Linked DNA regions of Homo sapiens: region 2 is linked to region 1. Evidence: chromatin loops called from intact Hi-C (ENCODE). Cell type or tissue: endothelial cell of umbilical vein. All regions are shown on one strand. Each heading gives the region's core, and the rest is flanking DNA. Links, peaks and the distances in the headings are about the cores only. Region 1 overlaps MACORIS (macrophage enriched lincRNA repressor of IFN-gamma signaling). Region 2 overlaps ZEB1 (zinc finger E-box binding homeobox 1).

Evidence for each region. Peaks named below come from ENCODE experiments on the same cell type or tissue, not always from the same donor. Only the 100,000 strongest peaks of a DNase experiment are listed, where the experiment ranks them.
Region 2: it touches region 1 in a loop (6-fold over the local background); 4 of 110 quality-filtered maps call a loop at or near these places.

Annotation. Positions count from the first base shown.
Region 1 is chr10:31,694,112-31,703,148 of GRCh38, forward strand. All of the region lies in intron 1 of MACORIS (macrophage enriched lincRNA repressor of IFN-gamma signaling), which reads right to left. Among named protein-coding and RNA genes, the nearest start is that of MACORIS, 8.8 kb to the right of the region's middle. RefSeq lists enhancers at 536-1,097, 1,098-1,659. In endothelial cell of umbilical vein, for the core only: no CTCF peak of the experiment used is centred there; DNase peaks (open chromatin) are centred at 3,330, 3,690, 6,320 and 7,550; H3K27ac peaks cover 6,187 bases.
Region 2 is chr10:31,526,093-31,535,129 of GRCh38, forward strand. It overlaps ZEB1 (zinc finger E-box binding homeobox 1), which reads left to right. Exons shown (of 9, transcript NM_001174096.2): 9 at 580-3,712. The coding sequence ends at 1,172. Among named protein-coding and RNA genes, the nearest start is that of MACORIS, 180 kb to the right of the region's middle. In endothelial cell of umbilical vein, for the core only: no CTCF peak of the experiment used is centred there; no DNase peak of the experiment used is centred there; H3K27ac peaks cover 465 bases.

The DNA of each region.
Region 1 (9,037 bases), core at 449-8,448:
TGAATACAAAGCTGCAATCGTACTTTCTTTTTAATTAACTTGCTGTGCCAGAGAGGTAATAAAAGGAATGAAATCAGCATTTTTTTCTCAATGTGCCTATCATCAATTAAGCATCTTGGTAAGTGCCTCTTTCCAAGGCTACAAATATTCCTGTTCCAACGCTTGTGGGTGAGCAGGGCCAGATGGAGAGGGTAGTGTGTCACTTCTCTGCTGTTCTGCCCTTATGCCCTTTGCAGAGAGGAGCCTGCTCAGGGCGTTTGCTTGTGAGTTGTGTGATTATGACTCCAACCTTGCAGAACCTTGACAGGGAGCAGAGTCCTGGGTTTTCATCAGGTGCTGCCAGTGGGTCTTTTCCATCTGACATATTAATTCCTGCCTCTTCCTGTAAAGATAATTCACGCTTCTTGGCGGCATTGTGCAGTGCACAATGCCGGGTGCCAGGAATCTCCTGCAAACTTCAGCAGGGCTGCATTGTAATGTGCCACTAGATTAATCCAGCCATCTAAAATGCATTTTTAAAAAGCCAAAGGTCCTTCCCATGAATAACCTGGTGAGTATTTGAGCTTCATTATAATTTCCCTCTAATGGAGTTTGGGGAAATGAAATGGGAGTTATTAGCCAGATTTATAAGGCTGTCTACTGAGAAAATAGGAATGAAGAGAGGCTGACTTAGCAGACAAGGTGCATTGGTTATCTACCTAGCCAAGGAGAAAGAGCTGGCCCACAGTTTGCAAAGATGGAAAATATCCTTACCCAGCAAACACTTGTCCTGTGCTTCCAACAGAAGGCTGGCTGTGCTTTCATAATCTGAGGAAGCATTGCACATACATCCTCCAGCGGCCCCCTTTCTATGCCTGAGTCTGAGATCCAACACTCCACGCTCAGAGCACATCATGTCAGTGATTCAAATGGACCATGCATGAAAACTCTCCCACTGGTCTTTGGAGGGTGGAAAACCACTTCATTCAAGTGCAGACGCAGGTATTGTATTGGAAATGGCTAGCCAAGGTTCCTGAAGGAGGAGGAAGCTCTTGCCCTCCAAATGAAGCCAAGAAAGACCCTGTTGCCTGGAAGAGACAGACCTGGCGAAGCAAGAGCCTGGGGGCTCTGCGCAGCCAGAGGACATCCTGCAGCCACCGGGTACCCTGCAAAGGCGAGGGGGGGCTCGCCTTGAGGGGAGGCTGGTGGGCAGGAACTGCCGGGCCCGCAGTCGAGCTGTTTTCCACTTGTCTAGGGTATATCACCTGCTTCTGCACTGCACTTAGATGAGCAACTATGACACTGATGTTCTTGTTAAGGAACTGCATTGTTTTGCTAGGGCTTCCATAACAAAGTACCACAGACTGGGTGGCTTACCCAATGAAAGTCTGTTTTCCCACCGTTCTGGAAGCTGAAAGTCCAAGATCAACCTGTGGGCAGGTTGGGTTTCTCCTGGGGCCTGTCTCCTTGGCTGGGAGGCAGCCGCCTTCTTGCTGTGTCCTCACATGGCCTTTCCCCTGTGCAAGCGCATCCCTGATGTCTCTGCATCTTCTTGTTATGACACAGCAGTATTGGGTTAGGGCCCACTCCAATGACCTCATTTTAACTTAATTACCATTGTAAGGATGCTGTCTCCAAAACAGTCACATTCTGAGGTGCTGAGGGTTGAACTTCAACAGATGTATTTGTAGGGACCAAATTCAGCCCATAGCAGGGACTTTTAGATGTTTTATTTATTTATTTTTATTTTGTTTTATTTTTATTTTTGGAGATGGAGTTTCACTCTTGTTGCCCAGGCTGGAGTGCAGTGGCACGATCTCAGCTCACTGCAACCTCTGCCTCCTGGGTTCAAGTGATTCTCCTACCTCAGCCTCCTGAGTAGCTGGGATTACAGGCACCAGCCACCGTGCCTGGCTAAATTTTTGCATTTTTAGTAGACGAGGTTTCATCATGTTGGCCAGCCTGGTCTCAAACTCCTGACCTCAGGTAATGCATCCACCTTGGCCTCCCAAAGTGTTGGTATTACAGGCATGAGCCACTGTGCCCGCCCAGACTTTTTATGATCACAATGTTCATATAAAGCCATAACTGTCACTGAGTACTGGGTATTTACTGGACTTCACCTGCATCTTCAAAACTGACACGTGAGGCAGGTAGCATTATTGTTCACACTTTAGAGATGAAGAAACTGAGGCACACTGCCATTAAGCACCTCATCTGGTTAGTGGCAGAGTTGCACCCATACAGCAGGTTGCCCAAGCCTGCGCTTCCGATCACCACATTATTCTGTCTCTTCTCCTGTGTTTGTGACAGAAAAATGTGCACACTCTAGAAGAGAAGAAAGAAAAGAAAAGCCACCCACAACTTCACCCATCTGGGCTTTGCATGTAGATGTGTATTGTGTGACATACTCTGTTTTCCTGTCCTCGTTCCTCCTTCACACCGGCTAACGTCTTTGACACAGCATTGTTGGTGGCAAGGCCAAAGGAGAGCTGTAGGGACTTAAAAACTGTGTCTGCGGCCTGGCACGGTGGCTCACACCTGTAATCCCAGCACTTTGGGAGGCTGAGGCAGGAGGATCACTTGAGGTCAGGAGTTCGAGACCAGCCTGGCCAACATGGTGAAACCCCATCTTCTACCAAAAATACAAAAATTAGCCGAGTGTGGTGTTGTGCACCTGTAATCCCAGCTACTTGGGAGCCTGAGGCAGGAGAATTGCTTGAACCTGGGGGGCGGAGGTTGCAGTGAGCAGAGATCAGGCCACTGCACTCCACCCTGGGCAGCAGGGTGAGACTCTGTCAAAAAAACAAAAACGAAACAAAAAACAAAAACAAAAAACTGTGTCTGCAAAAAATAAAAGAGCATGGGACAGTGTTAAGGATACAGGGTTGGGTGTAAGCAGCAGGTTCCTTAGCAATGTGTGCAGTATGAGCCCAATTTAAAACAAAACAAAACAAAACAAAAATTATCACCGGAATTCTAGGTAGATCTCTGGCTACTGAGCCTATGGGTGATATTCATTTTCCTCCTATATCACCTATATGTGTTTCCCATATTTTTCAAATGTGCTATAATGAGCATGTAGACACAATGACCTCTGAAAGCAGAAATAAAAAACAATAAATGTCCTAAGAGAAAAATTAAACTGTGCTGGCTCACAGCACGGCAGGTCCGATTCACTGATGCAGTCTCCATTCTGGAAGATTTCTGTGTTTGTGCCCAGAAGGGAAAACAAAGGCAGCAGACGGAGTCTGTGAGGAAATCTACTGGAAACAACATCCTGAGTGAGGAAAGCAACAAAAGAGCCACCTCCCTAAAAGCAGCCCAAAGTGGCAATTCAAATAGTAAAAATGACGCAGGGATTTGGAAACAAAATCCCAGCTTGCAGTCAGAGCTTCCTGAGCCAGTGAAAACAGCAAGTGCGGAAGAGGAAGCCCAGGCTGCCCCATGTCCCCAGGGTCCACGGCTGCCACCTTTGCCAGGACCCCTGGGGGCTCAGAGAGAGCTCCATTCTTCTCCTCCCAGGTGGAGGGTCAGCCCTGTGCCCCAGGTGCCCAGCAGTCTAGGGGGCATGCCAAGTTTTCCCTGTGGGGAGCAAGGCTGCCCTTGGACAGGAACCCAGAAATGGCCTGAGCCGGGCCGGGCATGTGTTTCACCTCAGGCCACCTGCTTCCTGCTGGGCTGCGCAGCCGGGAGCCAGCGAGGCGGACACAATGGGCAAGACCCACGTCACTTTCTTAGGGAAAGAAAATTACTCTTTGTGGACCGAGAGATCAAGACAGGATATCTATAAGTGTTTAAAGAAAAGCCCAGTCTGCAGTCCCCTCCCTCCCCAAGCACTTCCGAAATGTCCCTCAACACACCCGGCTCTTTAAATATCCAAACCCAGAATAAATGTGCACACAGCATTTCCCCCAGCAACGGGGTCCACGCGGCTGCCAGCTGAGTCACAGATGTTAGAGCTGGGCCGGGCCTCTGAGATCACCAAGTTCAGGCTAAGAGCAGAATGACCAGCTCTCGGTGCTTCTTCCCTGTGCAGACACTTGCTGGCTGTGTCACTGCTGGGCACCTCTCCTCTCTCAGTGGCTCCCTGGGCTGTGCTGGTGCCACTCAGGTCTCCCTGTGCCCTTAATAACCACTGAGCCACCCAGCCTAGGCTGCTAGGGCCATGCTTTTAAATGAGATGCTGAGTCTAGAGAGGAAAAAGGACTCGCTGCATTGCACAACTTGTTCCTGGCGTAACTGGAGCTAAAACCTGGCGTGACTCGTCTCCTCCAGCTCTTTCCTGGACTCTTATGGACGTCTTGCGTCTGACGATTGTTTTGTGGGGCCATCCTGTGATGGTGCGGGTGATTGCTATAGATTACAAGCTGTTGAATGTACTTTCTTTGAGATCCCTCCAGATAGGTTTAGACAGGCATTTTCTTAAGTTTTGGATTTTTATCAACTTGGACTATATCTATGGTTTGGTTTTGTTTTTCATAAAAATTCTTTTTGGCCTCTGGTAAAGATAAATTCCACCAGACCTCAAAATGTGAAACAGACACAAGCAGACCTGATCTGGTTGGAGCAGGAGCAAAATCCCAAAGCTCCCTCTCCTACAGCCTCCCTCTGCTGCACAACCCCCATGTCCTGGGACTCATAGCTCTGAGCAATCATTTGCAAAACACTGGGCCGTCAGTATCTGATGGACTTGCTCGTATCTGAGAATCTGTGATTCGTGATTATGTGACTGTAGATAATGAAGAAAACATCCCCAGGTTCCTACCCTATCCTCCACCTAACTTGGCAGCATAGAGTAACAAATAAGGATGAGGAGAGATCTGACAGGTGTGCTAAATTTAAATGCACCCAGGGGTCATCAGTGAAATGTACACGCCCAAGCCCAAAATAAATCATTCATTCTTTCATTCCTCCAACAAAAATCGACTGCTAGGCACAGCAGATTATATGCAGGAAAGTAATTCACAGCCTTTATTCTTAAGGAGGTTTGGGTTTTATGTAAGAAAGTCTGACATCTAAATACAAAGAAAATTATAAACACTTCCAATATAATGTCTTTCAGATTTTCATGATCAAGAGCCGCCCTTTCCAGCAAGAATCACCATCAATGGCTTCATGGAAGAAGTGGCATTTGAAGAATAGTGTGATTTTGACAGGTGGAGCTGGGAGAGGAGGGCACTTCAGAATGAGGAAGCAGCATATTCAAAGGCCTGGGGGCCATTTGGTCATACAGGCTGAACCATATTCACCTCTAGGAAGCACATTCAGGTAATAGTGAAGGGAAGGGCAGCCATGGAATCAGCCACGTGGCAGCCCTGCTGGAAAGCACAGGTGTGTTCAAGAAATCCTGAGCTTGGGCACACCATGGGAGGGATCTGAATGGGGAAGCAGAGAGATCAGGCAGGGACCAGGGCGTGGAGGGCCTGGAAAGCCAGACAAAGGCTGCACACAGTGGGAAGTTGCTAAGCATTTTTGAGCAGGTAAGTGGCAACAGGGTCAAGCTTTCGGAAGCTAGGCCTAGCCATGGTATGAGGGTGAAATGGGAGGAAAGGGATGGAAGGCCAGGATGTGGTTGAAATTACCGCTGCAATAAAGGGGACAGGGAAAGGGCCAACTGTCGGTGGGGCAGGTGGTGTGGCTGGAAAAGAAGGGATAGGTGCAAGAGAATTTTTTAAAGTCCCGGGAAAATCAGCCAGGCTTGACAAATAACTGACTTTGGAGGTCAGAGGAGTGGAACAGTCAGAGGGACCAGCCGGCCTGTTCTGGGAACCTGGGGAAGGAGTGGGGGTCTTTTGCACTTTTACGGGAGACCACAGGTGTTTCTGCAACTGGATAGGCAAACGAGAAGTTCGATTTTAGGCCTGGGATGTCTGAGATGTTGGAGAGAGAGCCAGTTCAAAGTACCAGCTCTACCCCAAGCAAGGCTTTCTTTATGTCACCACACACATGTGCACAAAAACTCCTCTTAGTGTTGATAGTGAAACAGCCTGACTTGGAAGGAGGGTTATCGATTCCAATAGGCCCCATACTGCATTTTCTCCATCTGATTTCTCTCGCCTTCTTCTCTCCTTCCCAGGGAACATGGGGCTCAATGTGAGAGAAAGTCAAAAATGCAACTTCCTTATGGCAAATATGGGCAACAATTAGAAGAGCAAGGAAGGGGAATTCCCCCCGGCCCCATATTTTCCAGCTGAGCTGTGCTTGTCAGGGTAAACAGCGACAAAAATAATCACAGTTGCTTGCCACTTGGAATACTATTATCTGAACAGTTGGTGGATATGAACTGTTTTTAAAACGGGCTATCAAAACAAACCCAGGGAGAACATCTGTGGGGCCACGGGCCTGCGAGCCAGCTAAGGAAGGAAGCCATAACCCGGCAGCCTCTCCATCAAGTGTCCTTGCTGGGCAGGCGAGGGGGCGTCCCAACGATCACGAGGATGGGATGGGGTGGCCCAGGGTGGGAGGAGGCAAAAACAGGAAAGCAAGGGTCCGGCATGCAAACCAATTCTGAGCAACATACAGAAATGCAACTTCTAGAAACAATGAGGCGTAGGTAACGCCGGACCTCGAGCAGCGATGGGAGGACAGGGTGGCTGCAGGTTCCACTGAAATAGCTTTAGGGCCTGGGGAAATCTGCAGTGAAAACATCGCATGTTATTTATAGCCATAAGTTGAAATCCGTGTTATTTAGTATGATGTTTATAAAAAATAAATGGTAGGCGGCCTTTCCTTCCTTGCTTCTCTGGCTGTCGAAGAAAGGTTTTTAGGTGCATACTTCTCTGCTTTGTTTAGCTTATTTTGCTTTTTAAAAAATGTAACGAATGAGGGCAAGGATAACAACTGTTCATTATTTAAAAGCTCAAATGAAACCCAGGCTGAGGCACCTGAACTTCCTGGAGGGAAAAGACAGGGAACCAGAGAGTGGGCGCCACGGTGGGAGAGCCGTGTCCCGCAAAGCCCAGATCCCTTCTTTCCTTCTCTTTGACCTGGGGCAGGGAACAGCTTTCAAAACAAAATTCTTACAGGGGGTTTTGTTTGTGGTCTTTGTGTGTGGTGAGTTTTTTTTAAGTAGAGAAAGGATTTCCACCGGCAGAATTGTTTCCTCCCCTCTATTCTGGTCCCCTAATCCCCTCAATAAACCTCATAAACACTCCCCGACTCTCTCTCTTGGGTCTCCCCATTGTGTGGGGTGCTTGTGTAAAAACTAATTGTACCCTATGGTTGAAGAATAAGAGGGCGGGTTTGATGTTTTGGGGGACAAGTTCAATTAAAGGAGGGAATGGAGATTATTTGAATGCCCTCTGGGCTGCAGATCTAAGGCCAGTTTTATTAGTAATTCTCCACTCAGTTTTATTAGTCATAAATACGATATTTAGATCTTAAAAACAAAAGCAACTGATGGCCCATGGGTTCATGTGCCAACTGCAGCCTGGAACAAGGGGAACAGTGATTGGAGATATGGCAAGAAGCCTGTAATCTTTGATGCAGAGGCTCTAGAACTGTCTTCCTCTTCTGCCCTGCCTGGGTGGGGTCCCACACAGAGAGCCCTGCCAGCCTCCCTGAGCCACGTTCTCTCTCTCTCCTCCCAGCCGTGAGAAACCGTGGCTTTGGGGATCCCATGGCCCCAAGGATGGAGAGTTCTCTAGCCAGAGCTGAAGGGACAGTCTTGGAGACTCCCAGACAGCACTCCGGGGGGCCTGGGAGGCAGGAGGCCCAGGAGGATTTCCTCTCTAAAGAGCCTGTCACTGTTCGGGGCTTTCCTTGCCCAGCATAAGGAAAACCTCATCTTTCAGCAATCACTGGCTCTCCAGATGAGTCCTTGAGAAGACCAGAGTGGAAGCAGCTTTGGAACTGGGTAATGGGTAGATGCTGGAACTGTTTTGAAGTGACTGCTGGAAAAAGCCTGTAATGCTTTGAATGCATTAATGATTATTCTGGCAAGGGCTCAAAACAAGAGAATAGATGCAGAAAAAGACTAAAACTTCTTAAAGATTACCTACCTGGTTGTGAGGGACCTGGTGGGAGGTGATTAGATCATGGAGGCGGACTTCCCCCTTGCTGTTCTTGTGATAGTGAGTGAGTTCTCATGAGATCTGGTTGTTTAAAAGTATGTAGCACTTCCCCTTTCACTCTTTTTCTCCCGCTCCACCATGGAAGAAGGTGCTTGCTTCCTCTTCACCCTCTGCAATGGTTCTAAGTTTCCCCAGGTCTCCCCAGCCATGCCTCCTGTACAGCCTGTGAAACTGGGTTGATTAAACCTCTTTTCTTTATAAATTACCCAGTCTTAGGTAGTTCTTTATAGCAGTGTGAGAATAGACTAATACAGAAAATTGATACCAGAGAAGTGGGGCATTGATATAAAGATACCTGAAAATGTGGAAGTGACTTTGGAACTGGGAAATGGACAGAGGTTGGAACAGTTTGGAGGGCTCAGAGGAAGATAGGAAGATGAGGGAAAGTTTGGAACTTCCTAGAGACTTGTTGAATGATTGTGACCAAGATGCTGAAAATGACATGAACGGTGAAATCCAGGCTGAGGTGGTCTCAGACAGAGGAACTTATTAGGAACTGGAGTAAAGGTCACTCTTGCTATACTTTAGCAAAGAGACTGGCAGGCATTGTGCCCCTGCTCTAAAGATTTGTGGAACTTTGAACTTGAGAGAGATGATTTAGGGTATCTGGCAGAAGAAATTTCTAAGCAGCAAAGTATTCAGGATATGGCCTGGCTGCCTCTAACAGCCCACATTTATTTGTATAAACAAAGAAGTGACCTGAAACTAGAACTTATATTTAAAAGGGAAGCAGAGCATAAACGTTTCAAAAATTTTCAGCCTAAACATGCAATAGTAAAGAAAAACCTATGTTCTGAGGAGGAATTCAAGGCTGTAGAAATTTGCATAAGTAAAGAAGAGCCGAATGTTAATAGCCAAGACAAAGGGGAAAATGCCTCCAGGGCATTTCAGAGACCTTAGCGGCAGCCCCTCCCATCACAGGCCCGGAGGCCTAGGAGGGAAAAATGGTTTCATGGGCCAGGCCCAGGACCCTACTTCTCTGT
Region 2 (9,037 bases), core at 582-8,581, 170 kb before region 1:
CACGGGCCAAAACTTGTTTCTTAGGGGGCAAAAAAGTCTGAGATACTACAATGGCTGTGGTTTTCTAAAGAAGCTCAGTATATATACTGTATATTTATGAGTTTTATCGTATATAAAAAGTGTATAGTAAACATTAAAATTTCACTGGGAGCAGAGCTTGTGACTAGGAAAACAAAATGACTAAAAAGGGACCTTGTAGTGATAATGAACACAAGGTGAGCAGCAAGTCTGTCCCTGTCTGCCCTCACTGTGCTCGTTCACTACCAGACATCTCCTCCCAGCTGCACTTGGCCCATTTTCCACCTCGCTGTCATGATGCTTGTATTTTTGGCATTTCAATGTCATGTAGCTCCCATTGACCTAATCATCTGCACAGCAGAGTGTAGAGCACTACGTTTTTTAATGTAAAGAACAAACCAAATTGCAATATTATATTACAAAGAGTTTGGGACCTGGAAATGTTTTAAAAATGAAACTAATAACCCTCCCCTTTCTACAACATGAAGTACCCCAAAAACCGTATAAGGATTTTATTTGCTGAATACCACCATTTTATTTAACAGAATTCTTATTTTGCAGGTAAAAGACCTCATGAGTGTGGAATCTGTAAAAAGGCATTTAAACACAAACATCATTTGATTGAACACATGCGATTACATTCTGGAGAAAAGCCCTATCAATGTGACAAATGTGGAAAGCGCTTCTCACACTCTGGGTCTTATTCTCAACACATGAATCATCGCTACTCCTACTGTAAGAGAGAAGCGGAAGAACGTGACAGCACAGAGCAGGAAGAGGCAGGGCCTGAAATCCTCTCGAATGAGCACGTGGGTGCCAGGGCGTCTCCCTCACAGGGCGACTCGGACGAGAGAGAGAGTTTGACAAGGGAAGAGGATGAAGACAGTGAAAAAGAGGAAGAGGAGGAGGATAAAGAGATGGAAGAATTGCAGGAAGAAAAAGAATGTGAAAAACCACAAGGGGATGAGGAAGAGGAGGAGGAGGAGGAAGAAGTGGAAGAAGAAGAGGTAGAAGAGGCAGAGAATGAGGGAGAAGAAGCAAAAACTGAAGGTCTGATGAAGGATGACAGGGCTGAAAGTCAAGCAAGCAGCTTAGGACAAAAAGTAGGCGAGAGTAGTGAGCAAGTGTCTGAAGAAAAGACAAATGAAGCCTAATCGTTTTTCTAGAAGGAAAATAAATTCTAATTGATAATGAATTTCGTTCAATATTATCCTTGCTTTTCATGGAAACACAGTAACCTGTATGCTGTGATTCCTGTTCACTACTGTGTAAAGTAAAAACTAAAAAAATACAAAATACAAAACACACACACACACACACACACACACACACACACACACACAAAATAAATCCGGGTGTGCCTGAACCTCAGACCTAGTAATTTTTCATGCAGTTTTCAAAGTTAGGAACAAGTTTGTAACATGCAGCAGATTAGAAAACCTTAATGACTCAGAGAGCAACAATACAAGAGGTTAAAGGAAGCTGATTAATTAGATATGCATCTGGCATTGTTTTATCTTATCAGTATTATCACTCTTATGTTGGTTTATTCTTAAGCTGTACAATTGGGAGAAATTTTATAATTTTTTATTGGTAAACATATGCTAAATCCGCTTCAGTATTTTATTATGTTTTTTAAAATGTGAGAACTTCTGCACTACAAAATTCCCTTCACAGAGAAGTATAATGTAGTTCCAACCCGTGCTAACTACCTTTTATAAATTCAGTCTAGAAGGTAGTAATTTCTAATATTTAGATGTCTTAGTAGAGCGTATTATCATTTAAAGTGTATTGTTAGCCTTAAGAAAGCAGCTGATAGAAGAACTGAAGTTTCTTACTCACGTGGTTTAAAATGGAGTTCAAAAGATTGCCATTGAGTTCTGATTGCAGGGACTAACAATGTTAATCTGATAAGGACAGCAAAATCATCAGAATCAGTGTTTGTGATTGTGTTTGAATATGTGGTAACATATGAAGGATATGACATGAAGCTTTGTATCTCCTTTGGCCTTAAGCAAGACCTGTGTGCTGTAAGTGCCATTTCTCAGTATTTTCAAGGCTCTAACCCGCCTTCATCCAATGTGTGGCCTACAATAACTAGCATTTGTTGATTTGTCTCTTGTATCAAAATTCCCAAATAAAACTTAAAACCACTGACTCTGTCAGAGAAACTGAAACACTGGGACATTTCATCCTTCAATTCCTCGGTATTGATTTTATGTTGATTGATTTTCAGAATTTCTCTACAGAAACGAAAGGGAAATTTTCTAATCTGCTTTATCCATGTACTTGCATTTCAGACATGGACATGCTATTGTTATTTGGCTCATAACTGTTTCCAAATGTTAGTTATTATGGACCCAATTTATTAACAACATTAGCTGATTTTTACCTATCAGTATTATTTTATTTCTTTTAGTTTATAGATCTGTGCAACATTTTTGTACTGTATGTCTTCAAACCTGGCAGTATTAATACCCTTCTTACTGACATATGTACTTTTAGTTTTAGAAAACTTTTATATTTATGTGTCTTATTTTTATATTTCTTTATTTATTACACAGTGTAGTGTATAATACTGTAGTTTGTATTAATACAATAATATATTTTAGTATGAAAATTTGGAAAGTTGATAAGATTTAAAGTAGAGATGCAATTGGTTCTCCTGCATTGAGATTTGATTTAACAGTGTTATGTTAACATTTATACTTGCCTTGGACTGTAGAACAGAACTTAAATGGGAATGTATTAGTTTTACAACTACAATCAAGTCATTTTACCTTTACCCAGTTTTTAATATAAAACTTAAATTTTGAAATTCACTGTGTGACTAATAGCATGATGCTCTGCAGTTTTATTAAGAAATCAGCCTAACCATACAACTCTCATTTCCTTAGTAAGCCAAATTAGGATTAACTTCTATAAACAGTGTTGGGAACAATGTTTAACATTTTGTGCCAATTTGTTCCTGTATTCATGTATGTAAGTTACAGATCTGACTCTTCATTTTTAAGTTCCTTGTTACATCATGGTCATTTTCTAGTTTTTTACCAGACTCCCATCTCACAATAAAATGCATCAACAAGCCTGAACTGCTGTCATTCTTTTCATCATTATCAGTATTTTCTTTGGAAAACTGTGAAATGGGGTACATTGTCATCCTGCATTTGATTCATCTTGAGCTGAATTTGGGTAACACTAAATGTTTTAGACATTCTCCACTAAATTATGGATTTTCTTGTGGCTAAATGTTTCTGGAGAGGTCAGAGTTGACAAAACCTCTTCACAGGTTGCTCCTTCTTCCTGAAATCCTTAATCCTCCGCATTTCATGCTTCAGGTCATTTCAGGGAAGCCTGGGTTTAGATGCCTTTCTGACTCTCAGCTCCTGCACTTCTGTCATCATACCTCTGATACTATTATTTATATTCCTTCCCCACTAGGAACAGGAACCACATTTGTCATAGTCACTCTCACATTCCTCACTGCCTAACAGGGTGCCTGGCATAAGTTGGGACAACAGATATTTGTTGAATAAAAATATAATTTGCATGTTTATGGAGCTCAGCTATGTTCTCACTTTTTTTGCTTCTAATTCCAGAATATATGTTAAATGATCTAATAATTTGATTATTTTCTTATAAGTCTTATTAAACACTAGTCATAATAGACACAATAAATTATGCCTTCTTTTTCTATTGCCTTACTATTTTGATTTTTTGAAAGTGTATTTCTAGGTGTCTTCCTGGTGCTTAACCTCATGGTATATGGCACAGGTATTGCTGGCTTGTGGACATGACTACCTCCAATAGGAGCGATAGGACTGATCCTAGTCAGCTCTCCTTTGTAGAATTCACTTCCCTTTCTAGGACCCCATATTCGTAGGTGCTCGTTACCATGTTGCCTGATTTCCCCTGTCACTGAGAGCAGCTACCAATAAACAGACTGACTGAAAAGGATTAGGAACTAAGAATAAGATACTCTTCTTAGGAGGTATCCACAATGTAATATAAAGTTCAATGAGGGCAGTGCTTGATATGTATGGATAAATGACTAATAAAGGAATTTAGGCATTACCAGAACTTTTCAGAAAGAAAACGTACATGGACCTTTCCCAGTATTCCCTCATATGACATACAACAAAAATAATAGCAGGGCCATATATTATTTATTCATGCCATGCACAGGTATTTCACTACTATCAAAATGTTCACAAAAGCCTCATAAAAAATACAAATAAAGACAATGTGCCCATGAACACATACGTCTTAAGTAGCAGAATGAGGATATGAACATAGGCTTATCTGAGTCCAAATCCATGCTTCTTCTTTTTTATTTTTTTGAGGCAGGGTCTTGCTCTATTGCCTGGGCTGAAGTATGGTGGTGTGAACATGGCTCACTGCAGCCTCAAACCTCCTGGGCTCAAGTGATTCTCCCACCTCAGCCTCCTGAGTAGCTAGGACAACAGGCATACACCACCACACCTGGCTGTTTGTTTGTTTGTTTGTTTGTTTTTGTTGGAGAGTCAGGGAGTCTCACTGTTTCCCAGGCTGGTCTTGAACTCCTCGGCTGGAGGAATCCTCCTGCCTTGGCCTCCCAAAGTGCTGGGATTATAGGCTTTAGCCACTATGTTCAGCCCGAAATCCATGCTCTTACCTAGCCTGTATCACATCTCATGTGAGAATAGTTTACAGTATCTCAATCTTCGCCTTGAAGTATATGAATGGAAAATATAAGAGCAATATACATTTCATAGCCTGGTGGAAAAGAATGGATGGGGAATGAGATTTTTCAAATCTGTGTGCAAACTTAAAAAGAACCTTGAAAAGGATACTATTAAAGTGCAGTGATTATGTTGACATGAAAATGTAGAACAGATTTCATCTCATCCTATCAATGGGAGAATATATTAGGACGTTCAATATGTGAACATTGTCCTCTGCTCTAGCTCACATTCTATTCAACAGTAGCAGAATACACACTTTTTTCCTAACACATGGGACATTCATGAAGAGGGACCATATTATGGGCCATAAGTCAACTCTCAGATTTAAAAGAATTGCAAATAAAGTATTTTATTTGACTACAAAAGAATTTATTAAAGTAGAAATCAGTAAATCAAATGTATCTGAAAAATCCCCCAAATTATTGGAAAATTGACACCACATTAGCCCAGATGTGGTTAAAAATAAATTATAAAATATGAGCTAAAGGTAAATACAACATATCAAAACTTGTAGCTTGCAGCAAAAGCAATGAATATAAGAAAATGTATAGTATTAAATGCTTATATTAGAAAATAATAAAGGATTGAATCTTATCTAAGCTTCCATCTTAAGAAATGAAACAAAACAAAATTAAACCGAAACCAAGCAGGAAAGAGGAAATAACAACAATAGCACAGAAAACAAAATAGAGTAAATCAATGAAATCAGAATCTATTTTTTTAAAGATTAGTAAAATTGATAAACCTCTACCAGGATAGATCAAGGAAAGAAGAAAAGAGATACAAATTACTAATACCAGGACTGAGAGAGGCACATCATTACAGAGCCTATAAAGAAATAATAAGGAAATATTAATGAACTTTATGCCAGTAAATTTGGCAACTTAGATGAAAATGACATATTTCTTGACTCAAACTACCAACATCCACTCAAGAAGAAATAGATAACCTAAATTTCTATTATCAATGGAAATTACATTTCTAGTTAAAAATCTTCCCAAAAAGAAAATTCCCAGCCCAAACAAATTCACTGGTGAATTCTACCAAACATGTAAGGAACATAACTGTACCCATTCTACACAAACTCATCTATAAAATTGAAGAGGAGAACACACTTCCCACTTCACCTGTAAAGCCAGCATTAACCTAATACCAAAACCAGTCAATAACGTTACAAGAAACAAATCTACATACACATTGATGTTGCTCATAAACATGGATACAAAAATTTTTAACAAAATTTAGGAAATCAATTTGGACCATATATCAAAAGGAAAATAGATCATGACCAAGTGAGATTTATCCTAGGAGTGCAAGCTTTTTAAGCATTCAAAAATCAGTTGCAGATGCTTCTTCCCAGGGGTTAAAGCCCGACAAACCCATCATAAGTTTAAAATACCATGTCAAAAATGCATTTAGTATGCCTACTGAACATCATAGCCTAGCCTAACCTAGCTTAAACATGCTCAAAACACTTAATTAGCCCACAGTTGGGCAAAATCATTTCACACAAATCCTATTTTATAAGAACGTGTTGAATGCTGGCAACGTAGTACACTGTGGCATATCAGTCGTTTACCCTCATGATCATGTGGCTGAGTGGAAGCTGCGGCTCACTGCTGCTTTGCAACATCACAAGAGTATTGTACTGCATATTGCTGGCCCAAAAAAATCAGAATTATGGTTAATCAAAAAATATTTTGATCAAAATATGGTTGCTATTGAATGTGTATTGCTTTTGCACCATCATAAAGATGAAAGATATAAAGTCAAGTCGTCATAAGGCAGGGACCGTTTGTAGTGTAATTCACTATATTTATAGCATAAAAAGAAAAAACAATCATCTCAATAGGTGTGGAAGAAGCATCTGACAAAATTAAACACCAAGCCATAGATGTTCTCAGCAATCCAGGAATTGAAGGGAGTTTTCTCAACCTAATAAAGAGCATCAACAAAATACCTACAGTTAACATCATACTCAGTGTGTAGGATCTACTGCTCTCCCCCTAAAATTAGGAACAAGGCAAGAATATCTGCTCTCACACCTTTATTGAACATTGTACTGGAGATCCCACCCAGGGAAACATGACAAAAATAAATGAAAGAAATACACATTGGGGAAAAAATAAGTAAAACTTTATTTGCAGATAGTGTGGCTGTCTGTGTAGAAAACAAGGAATTTGCAAAAAACTAGAAAAGGTAAATGTAAGGTTACAAGATACACAGCCATTATGCAAAAATCAATCATATACTATCTAGTGATAAGAATGGAAAACAGAGGAATTTGCAAAAAACTAGAAAAGGTGAATGTAAGGTTATAAGATACACAGCCATTATGCAAAAGTCAATCATATTCTATCTAGCAATAAGAATGGAAATGTTTTAAATATCAAAAGTATAAAATACTTATATTTGATAAAATATGGGCAAAGCCTGTACACTGAAAACTACAAAATGTTGCTGGGAAGAAATTAAAGATGCAATGAAAATTGAGAGATACTCTATGTTCATGGATCAGAAGACTCAATATCATTAAGATGTCAATTCTCCCCAAGATTTATTGACTCAGTGCAATTGCACTAAAAATCTCAGCAACGTATCTGTAGAAATTGACAGGCTGGTTCTACACTTACATGGAAATACAAAGGACTTCAAGTAGGCAAAGCAATTTTGAAAAAAAAAAGTTGGAGGACTTACACTACCTGATTTCTAGAGACATTTTTATAAAGCTACAGTAATCAAGACAAAGTTGCATTGGGTGTGAGAATAGACACATAGATCAAGAAAACAGAAATAATAGTAGAAAAGACACCCACATATATATAATCAATTGATTTTTGCCAAATGTTTCAAGGTATAAATGGTGACACAATCGTCCTTTCTAAAAGCAATGCTGATATTAGATATCTGTATGACATTCGATATCCATATGAACTTGATTCTTAACTCATACCATATACAAAAATTGTTTCAAAATGGATTATAGACCTAAATATAAGAGCTAAAATTATAAAACCTCTAGAGGAAAATAAATTCTTTGTGATCTTGAGTTAGACAAAGGTTTCCTAGATAAGACACTAAAAGCATGAATCATAAAATTGTTGGATTGGACTTCATCAAAATGTAAATCTGTTAAGAAGATGCCGTTAAGAAAATCAGAATGGGATACACAGATGGGGAGAAAATATTTGCAAAACATATGTGCATATACCCAAGAGACGTTTAAAGCACGTCTACACAACCTATATATGAATGTTCATTGCAGCACTACTTATAATAGCCAAAAAATGTAAACAACCCAAATCCATCAATTGATGAATAGTTAAAATGTAGTGTATCCATACAATGGAATACTATGCAGCCTTAAAAAGGAATGAAATTCTTGTACATGCTACAACCTAGACGAATCCTGAAAACATTATGCTAAGTGAAAGAAACCAATCACAAGAGTACGTATTCTATTATTCATTTATATGAAATGTCCAAAATAGGCAAATCGATATAGACAGAAAGTAGATGAGTGGCTGCGTAGTGCTCGAGGTGGGGAGAGAATGGGGAGTGACTGACTACTAATGGGTATGAGTTTCTTTTGGGGGTGATGAAAGTGTTCTAAATTAGATTGTGGTGATATCTGCACAACTCTGTGAGGATACTAATCCATGTAATTATATATTTTAAGGGGTTAACTATGGTATGTGAACTGTATCTTAATAAAGCTGTTAAAAATATGTGTTTATACATGTTGAATATATAAAGAATATCTAAAAACTCTTACAACTAAATAAAAAGAAGAAAACACTATTTTTTAATTGGGCAGAATTTTAAACAGACGCTTTACCAAAGAAAGCATTCAAGAGAGAAATAAGCTTATGAAGAGATGATCAACACCATTAGTCACTAGGAAAAGACAAATTAAAACATACACTGGCCTGGGTGCGGTGGCTCACGCCTGTAATCCCAACACTTTGGGAGGCCGAGGCGGGTGGATCACGATGCCCGGAGTTCAAGACCAGCCTGGCAAATATGGTGAAACCCAGTCTCTATTAAAAATACAAAAATTAGCTGGGCGTGGTGGCAGGCACCTGTATTCCCAGCTACTCAGGAGGCTGAGGCAGAGAACTGCTTGAACCCAGGAGGCAGAGGTTGCAGTAAGCCGAGATCACACCATTGCATTCCAGCCTGGGCAACAGAGCAAGACTCCGTCTCAAAAAAAAAAAAAAACAAAAACACTGTGCTATCACTACACAACCAATAGACAAAAAAAAAAAAAAAAAAACCACTATGCTATCACTACA